Linked DNA regions of Homo sapiens: region 2 is linked to region 1. The links are chromatin loops, found by intact Hi-C in ENCODE. Cell type or tissue: mammary epithelial cell. All regions are shown on one strand.

Region 1 (5,000 bases):
CCCTGGTCTAGATCAAGGCACCTCTAAAAATTTCACAGATGTGTCATGCCCTTGAATATTTGTAGGGCTTATCTTCTATCACCTGAGGTGCAGATGCCTTACTTAGGCATTGAGAACTCTAGTCACTTTTTGCTACCAGGTCTGCTTGGCATGATCTCATCAAAATAGTGGAACAATGACCAGAATGTCCAGGTGATCAAGGTCCATCATCTGTCTAGTTCAAACAAGGACCAAACTGGTAAATTGAATGGGTTTTCATGGGGAGAATCACTCCTGCATCCTTTAAGTGTTTGAGGAAGACACAAATCACTTCAGGATGCAGCAAGTAGCTACTTGAGGAAAGATTGTGAATAGCTACTTTAACTACTTGCTATGGCATTGCTGGCACTTCCTCAAGGGGACATGGCCCTTTAATCAGTGTATTCTAAGTCTTAAAATGGCCTTAGTTCTTAAAACGGGACAAGAGATCATGATTCCCTATCATGTGCTGACCAACCCAAGGTGTTTTTCAGATTATTAATCAAACAATATCTTAATGTATGTAGCTGCTAGGATACCATAGTTTATTAGTCTTAGGCTCCCTAGTTGTTACTCTGGCCTTGTTACCCATTAGGGTAATTGAGTATACCTGTCTTCCTGCAAGGTTGTTGTGGAAATTAACGCAGCAGCTAATTTCAACAATCCTACCTTTCGACAGTTTTATGCTGTCATCTGGCTATTCTAGATCCTATCATTCTTATTGACACCAGGGAGCCCAGTTTCTGAGAGTGTCTCCTACTATCAATCTTGACCTACAGAGGACACACAACATTGAGTTTCTCAAGGTGCTAGTGCCTCCTTTATGAATGCTTTATTCCTTATTGCTTTAGTAAAGAGAGCATCCTCTGGGTCCTCATGGGAAACATAATCATCTAGTGGTTCTTTGGTGTCTCACAATACATCAGTTCTAACATGCCTACCTTTCTGAACTTTTAGATCCCTTCCTCTGCCAAGGAATTTCCAGCATCTCTACCTCATTTACTGCAGACATAATTGTTTACAAGCTGCAAGGAGCTATTTTAGCAGTTTATTAGCAGTGGCTCCAGCTATCCATACCAGGACAAGCTCGGGGAGGAGAAAGCAAAGAGCAAGGAGAATGAAAGAACAGACCACACGCCTTCTTCCCTCTGTTAAATCCATCAACCAAAAATCAGTTCTGAACTGTGGGAGGGGAAACATGTTGAAATGCATTACAGTTTGAAGTTTTTAGCCAGATAGTACATTTTAGTACCTGAAAAGTCAGATTGTTTTAACACACAATAGTGGCTGGAAAGTGATTGCCTATGATATCTCCAAGGAACAGGGAAGAGAGGAGAACCAATGGTATTCTGGGGTTGGGGGACAAGATGTTGCTCTGCAGTGAAGTGGTGTGATCTCAACTCACTACAGCCTCAACCTCCCTGGCTCAGCCAATCTTCCCATCGCAGCCTCCTGAGTAGCTGGGACTACAGGGGCACACTACCATGCCTGGCTAATTTTTTCATTTTTGTAGACACAATGTCTCACTATGTTGCCCAGGCCGGTCTTGTGTTTCTGGGCTCAAGTGATCCTCCCATCTTGGCCTTCCATAGTGCTGGAATTACAAGCATGAGCCACCATGCCTGGCCCCAGTGGTATTTTTGAAGGCAGTGGTGCAAGAAAAATAGCTGTTTCCTCATTGTTCACTACCAATTACAGACAGTTCAAATAACAAGCTGTACAAGTATTGCAGTGCAAAATGGAGTTACTGCCTCTTCGTTCTTTGATTTTTTTTTTCCATTTAGGAAATGGGTTAAAATAAGCTATTGTGCAATATGAAATTACTAGACATTCTGTCCTTTATAAACACAAATACATTAATTCTGCATACCGTAATATGTGAACCGGTTTTGGAGACTGGAGAGTAGTAACATAAATGCCATACAGGAGCTTTAGCCATTCACTATGGCGCTCAAGGAAGGAAATAAATGTCTCATCCATGGCCATGGGGGGCGGCTGTTCAAAGAGAGCTTAATGAAACAGGTTATACTTAAACAGAAGTTGACATGCTGAGTGTGGTTTTGAAAGATATACAGAAAAAATGATTTCTGAGTATAGAGAACAATAGGAAAAGGTATGGCAGTATACTAAAAATGAGTAATCCAATTTAGATGAAACAAAGAATCTATGAAGAGATATAATGGAAAACAAAGCCTGAAAAACATACTTGGCCAATATCTGAAGTCTTGGACACAAGGTGGCAGGATTTATACATTATAGGTAGGCGTATGCTATGGTTTGCATACATAGTTCACATGTTGGATGTGATCACCTTAACACCCAAGGTGATGGTATTAAGAGGTGGGGTCTTTGGGAGGTAGCGAGGGCTCCATCCTCATCAATGAAATTAGTGCCCTTATTAAAGGACTTGAAGGCACCTGTTAGCTTCTTCTGTCTTTTCTGCCATGTGAGGATGCTGCAAGAAGGCACCCTCACCAATTACTGAAGCTGCCAGCACCATGATCTCAGACTTCTCAGCCTCTAGCACTGTAAGAAATACATTTCTATTGCTTATAAATTCCCCCATCTAAGACATTTTGTTATAGCAGCAGGAACAGACTAAGGCAGTATATTAGTCCATTTTCAAGCTGCTGATAAAGACATACCCAAGGCTGGGTAGTTTATAAAGAAAAAGAGGTTTAATAGACTTACAGTTCCGCGTGGCTGAGAGAGGCCTCACAATCATGGCAGAAGGCGAGAAGCACATTTTACAAGGTGGCAGACAAGAGAAAAATGAGAACCATGCGAAAAGGGTTTCCTCTTATAAAACCATCAGATCTCATTAGACTTATTCACTACCATGAGAACAGTATGGGGGAAACTGTCCCCATGATTCAATTATCTCCCACTGGGCCCCTTCCACAACATGTGGGAATTATGGGAGCTACAATTCAAGATGAGATTTGGGTGGGGACACAGCCAAACCATATCAGGCAGCATAAGAAAGATTGATTGAAATTCTAATATTTCCCTTGGTGTTTTAAAAATAATTTATTTAAATTCTTATTTATAAACTGAACCTCAAGATAGAGGAATTGGGAGTAAGACTCCACTAAGGGACAGTGGGAAGGGAGCTGGGAAGCACAGCAGTGACTGGGGTAACTATCAGTACATTCTGATGGGAGGGACTTAGTGGAAAGAGACAGCCCAAAATTCTTGCTGCATCTGCCAGTCAGCATAGTTGAGGTGGGAACAGACAGGGCCCTGTTACTCAGGCACCACTTCTGAATTTGGCATCCTCCAATAAGTCTTTCTTTCGCTGAAGTCCACCCACTACCCCATCCCAGTCTGATCTTGGTCTGAGTATAGGAAGTGAATGGTATACCTCTGTGTCAGACCCTGTGTGCCAAGGGTTCTTTACCTCTGGAGCTGATCACTTAACCTTCAAGTTGAATACTGGAGTCCAGTATCAAAACACCGCATTTACATTAACAAGCATATGCTTCCCCATTCCTTAATCATCAGAAGGAATAGAGTTATTAGAAAGTTGCTAAGGTGTTAGAAATCCATCAGTTGTCTGAGAAAGTTAGTGGAAGGATGCAGTAGAACAACACATTTAAAATGACTACCACTTCCTGGCACAGAGTAGATATTCAATATCAAGTTTCCTCTCTGTTGTTTTCCTACACAAGAGAGTGGCACAGAGTAAGTAATATCTGTCCTATAAACACTCACCATGGCTATCCCTCCCTGCCCTGCTAAAAGAAGACATAGTATATCCTCCCATTAATTTCTTTCCCCATTCCTACAGATATTCTTCCTATGAGATGGTGTCATCCTTATCCATTCCTGTTTTCTTCTTCTGGACACCTATGGTTTGTTTCTGTCCGTTTATGATGCAATACCTCAAACAACATTCAGTTCCTCAGATATGAGCTGACTAATGAAGGAGAAACAAAAGGGCTTCTTCCTCTTGGCTTAGATGCAACAATTCTGTTTTTCCAGGCTAAGGATTTCTTCGGGGTTTTGTTTTTCTTTGGTTTGGTTTGGTATAGCGCCACAAGTTGCTGTTGACTCATTTAGCTTCTAGCCAAAGGAAACCCCTGAGCCTCTTTTTCCTCCATGTGATGCTGCTGAGCCATCTCTTCCCCACCCAGATCTTGGAGAGCTGTTTGCTTTTCTAGATCTGAGTAAAGGACCTCTCATACCCAGTAAATTCCATCTTGTTAGATTCATTTTCTTCATTGTAGCCTTTAAGCACATTAACTATCCTGTTCCATCACCACTCCACATATCTTCTTCAAATTAGATTGATTTTCCAGTGATGTTCTTTATTGAAGACATTGCTAAAAAGCCTAAGTAGGACAGGAGACAACACTGAGCCCTGTGACCTGCCACAAGAAGCCTCTTAACAGGTTGAAAGAGAATTCATTAAACAGAACTCTTTTGGTATGGTCATTCAACTGGATGTGAATTCACCTAATTGATCTAGAATCCAGTTCATATTATTACACATTTTCTTTTTTTTTTTTCTTTTATATTTAGATGGAATCTCGCTGTCACCCAGGCTGTAGTGCAGTGGCCTGATCTTGGCTCACTGCAACCTCTGCCTCCCGGGTTCAAGCGATTCTCCTGCCTCAGCCTCCCAAGTAGCTGGGATTACAGATGCCTGCCACCACGCCTAGCTAATTTTTTGTATTTTTAGTAGAGATGAGGTTTCACTGTGTTAGCCAGGATGGTCTCGATCTCCTGACCTTGTGATCCACCCGTCTCGGCCTCCCAAAGTGCTGGGATTACAGCCATGAGCCACAGCGCCCGGCCTATTACATATTTTCTAAAACAAATCATGAGATATCTTGCCAAATGCTTTGTTCAAGTCACATCTACAATTTTTGCGGCACTCACTTCATCTTCCAGTCTAGAAAGTCTATCAAAAATGAAAATAATTCTACTGTAGAATGGTTTACTCTTTGTGAATACTGTTTATTAATGTTTGAAATGTA
Region 2 (5,000 bases), 140 kb after region 1:
AATTGTTCTGAGGGAGTGAATTCCCAGGATTCTCTACGCTTTGTATGCCTCACCTCTGCCAGGTGCCACCAATCACCAACTCTAAATTTGTAAGGCCAGGGCAATGCATCTGAGTCCTGGAGAATCACTTGGGGAGTTTTGAAAAATACTGACATCCGGCTCCACCTAGGAAATGTTAGTTTAATTAGACTGGGATGCAGCCTAGGCATTACTAGTTTTCTTAAAGCACACCAGGTAAGAAGCACTGGTCTAGGCCAACTGCCCTGAGGGTGGCTCCTGCCTTGCAAAGACTATGACTTTGCAAGGCAGAGATGCAGAGATGCAGAAATGCACACAGGACAACGGTGGGGCCTCTTCCCATTCTTGCTGCCCTTTCTCCTTCATGTTCTTTATTCTCCTGCCTTGTAGTGCTGGTCCTTGACTACAAATTGTCTTGTAGCTATTGTCTATAATTTAACGCTTCTGATACCCAGATGCCGGCTGATCCCTCCCTGGCCTGCTCTGACTCCAGAAATTTGTATTTCCTTCTGAGTATTTGCCCACTCTGTTGCAAACTCTGGCTTTGCAAGCTCCCCTAGCTGCATTGACTTGAAGCAGGCATCTGATTCAACCATCTCAGTTAGATTCTGACTTCCAGTCCCTTCTCTCTGGCAGGAGGCTGGGGACATCTCCACAGGCAGCCCTGACCATATTTGTTTAACACGTAACTTCTGTGGGATGAGATGAAGTCCCAGCCCATCCATCTAGATAGCCATCTTCTTGTCATAGGATGAAACCAGCCTGGGTTTGAATCCTGGGTGAGGAAGTCACAACAGAGTGAGAGAGAGAAAGCCTAGGTGACTAGGGGGTAGGTTCCTGTGCTGGGGCCTGAGATGTGGAAAGGAGAGACTTTATAAAGAGAAGGGAGAAGAGAAAATGATGAGTAAGACCATCTTCTTTAGGTAAACCTAAGTGTGTATTATAAATGTTAGCATTGGCCACTGTCGCTTATAAATTGCTGCTGTCATTTAAAAAATTCTGTATCATGTCTTCTTCATGACTTTTTAATACCACCCTTGTCTCAAGGTACAAGCACAGAAGTGTGAGTTGAAAAGAAAATGTCTATAAAATAATACATATGCTCTAATTTTCAACCAAATATGAAAGGTAAACCTAAAACCCACTGCTGATATCCATGTATAATCCCTTTTGGCTCCCAGAGGTACCTCTGTTAACAGATGTGTAGTCCCGGAAGGACTGCTTGACATACAAGAAAATACATGTATGATATTGCTTCATGTGTGTTTTATATAACTGGAATAATACCACATATATCATTAGGAAAATTACTTTTTTTCACTCAACAGTCTATAATGGAGATCTTTCATTTCACCACATATAGAGTTCATTCTACTCAACTACTAAACGCTAACTATGGACAAATAAGCTGTTTCCAATGTATACAATTACAAACAATTGTATAAATACAATGTATAGCTTATATGTGTGTGTGAAGGTTTCTTTAGAGACGATCAGGAAAAGTAAAATTGTTAGACAATAGGGTAGATGAATTTTTATTTTAAATAGGTATTGTCAAATTTATACCTCACCTAGTAAGGCAAGAGAATACCATTTTACATTACTCTACTCAACACTACTATATATTTTACTTTTTTTTTATTATTATTATTTTTAGATGGAGTCTCACTCTGTCACCCAGGCTGGAGTGCAGTGGCCCAATCTGGGCTCACTGTAATGTCTACTTCCCAGGTTCAAGCTATTCTCCTGCCTCAGACTTCTGAGTAGCTGGGATTACAGGCGCCCACTACCACTCTTGGTTAATTTTTGTATTTTTAGTAGAGACAGGGTTTCACCATGTTGGCCAGGCTGGTCTTGAACTCCTGACCTCAAGTGATCTGCCTGCCTCAGCCTCCCAAAGTGCTGGGATTACGGGCGTGAGCCACCATGCCCGGCCACATATTTCAAATGTTGCTTCTCTGGAATGGTATTTCTTTGTTTGCATTTAAGTATTTTTTTTCATTACTGGCGTGGTGAAAATATGCTTCATTATTGTTTCAATTTGCTTTTCATTGATTACAAGTAAGATTGAACATTTTTGTGTATGCCTACTATTATTTGGTTTTACTCCTCTATGAATCCACTTCCCATATTCTTTGCCCATTTTTCTATTGGGTGGCTTATCTTTCTTCTTATTGATATAGGAGTGATTTATAGATTATGGATTTCCTTCAGGGCACAATTCACATTGTAGTCTACTTGAATGGCTCCCCCCGGTGGTGTACAGTACACAGCCTGCACAGCCATAACTGGCAGTCAGCTTTTGTTTGTGATAAATATGTAAATATTTTATCCTTACTCTGTCTCTTGTCTTTACATTTTACTTGTGTTATTTTTCACAGTGTAGAAGTTGTTTTTCTAGTCATATTTATCATTCTTTTCCTTTGTGTTGTTTGCCTTCTGAGTCTTGTTTAAGATAATCTTTCCTACCCAAAGTAAAACATTTTCCTGTATTTCCTCTGATTCTTTTATAGTTTTACTTTTTATGCTCATATATTTAATCTATCTGGAAATGACTGGTGGATGATGTGAGATAGGGATCTAAACATTATCTTTGTCCAAATGGATAACCAATAATACCAACAAATTATTGAATAGACATCCAAAAGACATCCCTTAACTAAAATACTACCTCTACCACCATGCCCTGCTAATTTGTGTATTTTTAGTAAAGACAGGGTTTCACTATGTTGGCCAGACTCGTCTTGAACTCCTGACCTCAGGTGATCCACCCGCCACGGCCTCCCAAAGTGCTGGGATTACAGGTGAGAGGCAGAAGAATTGCTTGAACCTGGGAGGCGGAGGTTTCAGTGAGCCTAAATCGCACCATTGCATTCCAGCCTGGGGAACGAGAGTGAGACTTTGTCTCAAAAAAAAAAAAAAAAAAACTAAAAATTAAAAAAAACCTAAAACTAAAAAATTCAAAAATTAAATACTATCTCTATCATATGGCATTTTTTTCCTATATTTGTAGGTCCATTTTGAGGCTCTGAATTCTGTTCTTATGATTAAAATTATATTTGGAGAAATTATTCATTTAGCTACAGTAGTCATGGGTTATCATGATCTATTAGTGAGAGTTTGGGTTTAAATAAAAATCTACTCTATATTAAGTTTAATTCATAGTATATAACTTGATGTTATAATAAACTATGTATTATAAATTATATGGAGTTCTCACTTCTGACAGGAGGCTCAGTCTAAATAACCCTTTTGTTATCTTTTAAAGCTCCCACATTGAGGACCTGCATGATTCTTAGATCAGATCTTGGTGTCCAGTGAAGCAGCCAACTTGATTTTATTTCTTCCTGAATATTATTATGACTTGAAACTCATAACTTGATTCATAGTGTATTAATAAAATTAATTCATATATCTTTTAAGTAAACTGATAATTTAGAACAAGAGTTCAAAAATATAAATATGAGCTTTTCCATGGGCCCGTAGGAACCTTAAATGCCATCCAATAGCACAGTTTGACAAATAGTAGTCAGTGAATAAATATATGCAGAATGACTGAAAGTAGCGCTATGCGTAACTTGAAAACCGCCACTTACGCTCATTTTTCTAGGCACTTTACTGATTTGCTTCATTCAGAGTAGCTGTTTTGCTCTTGCTGTTTTAAGGCATATGGTATTAGAACTTGGCATGAATTGCTTTCTTTGCCAGAAAATTTTGAGTCAATTTAGTTTTTTTCTTGGGCTTTTTTTTTAAGCCTGAGACACTTAGTTGTTTAGTTATTGGCTATCAAATAAACCCCTGAAGCATAAACATTATTCTCCATATTGGCTTTCCATATGGTGCAACTGAATGAAAACTGCACTTACTTTACTCTTCCTTCTCTCTGGAGAGCACAGCCTACGTAGACTAGAATGTGAATGACGACCCCTGGAGTTGTGCAGTGCACAGTACTGTTCTCCTTCCACCTCCCACTTCCATTCTCTACGTTTCTCTATCCAAAAAGATCCTCCTGGCTCTGCCTATAGATAGATCCTACTATCTATCCTGTATGTTCGCTTGTTGATGCTTACAATTTGCAGGTCTGTGTTCCTTGAAGACCTCATTCCACAGACTGCAAACGTTACTCATGTAATTAGCCTGGAGACTTCTAGCAGTTTCCAGGCCTGAGTTCTTATCAGGGTTTGTCTTACAAGAGTTCAAATGGTCTCCTGTATGACTATTTTAAAAATATGGAGGCCAGGTGCAGTGGCTCATGCCTGTAATCCCAGCACTTTGGGAGGCCGAGGTGAGTGGTTCACGAGATCAGGAATTCAAGACCAGCCTGGCCAACATGGTGAAACCCTGTCTCTACTAAAAATACAAAAATTAGCCGGGCATGGTGGTGCGCGCCTGTGATCCCAGCTACTCGGGAGGCTGAGGCAGGAGAATTGCTTGAACCCGGGAGGCAGAGGTTGCAGTGAGCAGAGATCACACCACTGCACTCCAGCCTGGGCGACAAAGCTAGACTCCGTCTAAAAAAATAAAAATAAAAAAAAAAAGGAGTCCAGCAAAACTTTCAGAATGGCTCTACAGGAGGATGGCTTGCTTATCCACACAGGTATTATTGATTCTGCACAGGCATCTATTTGATGACAATGCAAGGCTCGTACCTTGAGTCAAACTTGTAACCAGCTGAGCACAGGGACTCTGTTCAGTATAGCAAACACAGTTTACGTGGGCCCACCCAGAAACTTTCTACAAGTACATTCCACATGCTGAGTGTGCGGGTGATGCTAGCTGATTCAGACTGTTGTGTGCAACTCTATGCTTCTTTCCTAAAGCCTGTGTGAGATGATGCAAAGCTAAAGTCAAAACTCCAAGACTTATGGATTGTTAGAACTGAAAACACTTTAGGGACTTTCTTGTTGAACCATCTCATTTTAGAACTGGGATGACTGCCTGTTGACTCTAGTATATTTCATTTATAAATATATAGGCACACA

Evidence for each region. Peaks named below come from ENCODE experiments on the same cell type or tissue, not always from the same donor. Only the 100,000 strongest peaks of a DNase experiment are listed, where the experiment ranks them.
Region 2: a loop joins it to region 1, with 6 times the contacts of the local background. A loop is called at or near these places in 2 of 110 quality-filtered maps.

Annotation. Positions count from the first base shown.
Region 1 is chr7:134,610,133-134,615,132 of GRCh38, forward strand. No RefSeq gene overlaps it. Among named protein-coding and RNA genes, the nearest start is that of BPGM, 34 kb to the right of the region's middle. In mammary epithelial cell, CTCF peaks have their summits at 2,242 (motif pointing right) and 4,119; a DNase peak (open chromatin) is centred at 4,039; H3K27ac peaks cover 1,780 bases.
Region 2 is chr7:134,753,347-134,758,346 of GRCh38, forward strand. The region is part of intron 1 of LOC124901750 (a long non-coding RNA gene); the gene reads right to left. It also overlaps a transcript of CALD1 not described here. Among named protein-coding and RNA genes, the nearest start is that of CALD1, 24 kb to the right of the region's middle. In mammary epithelial cell, a CTCF peak has its summit at 2,276 (motif pointing left); no DNase peak of the experiment used is centred here.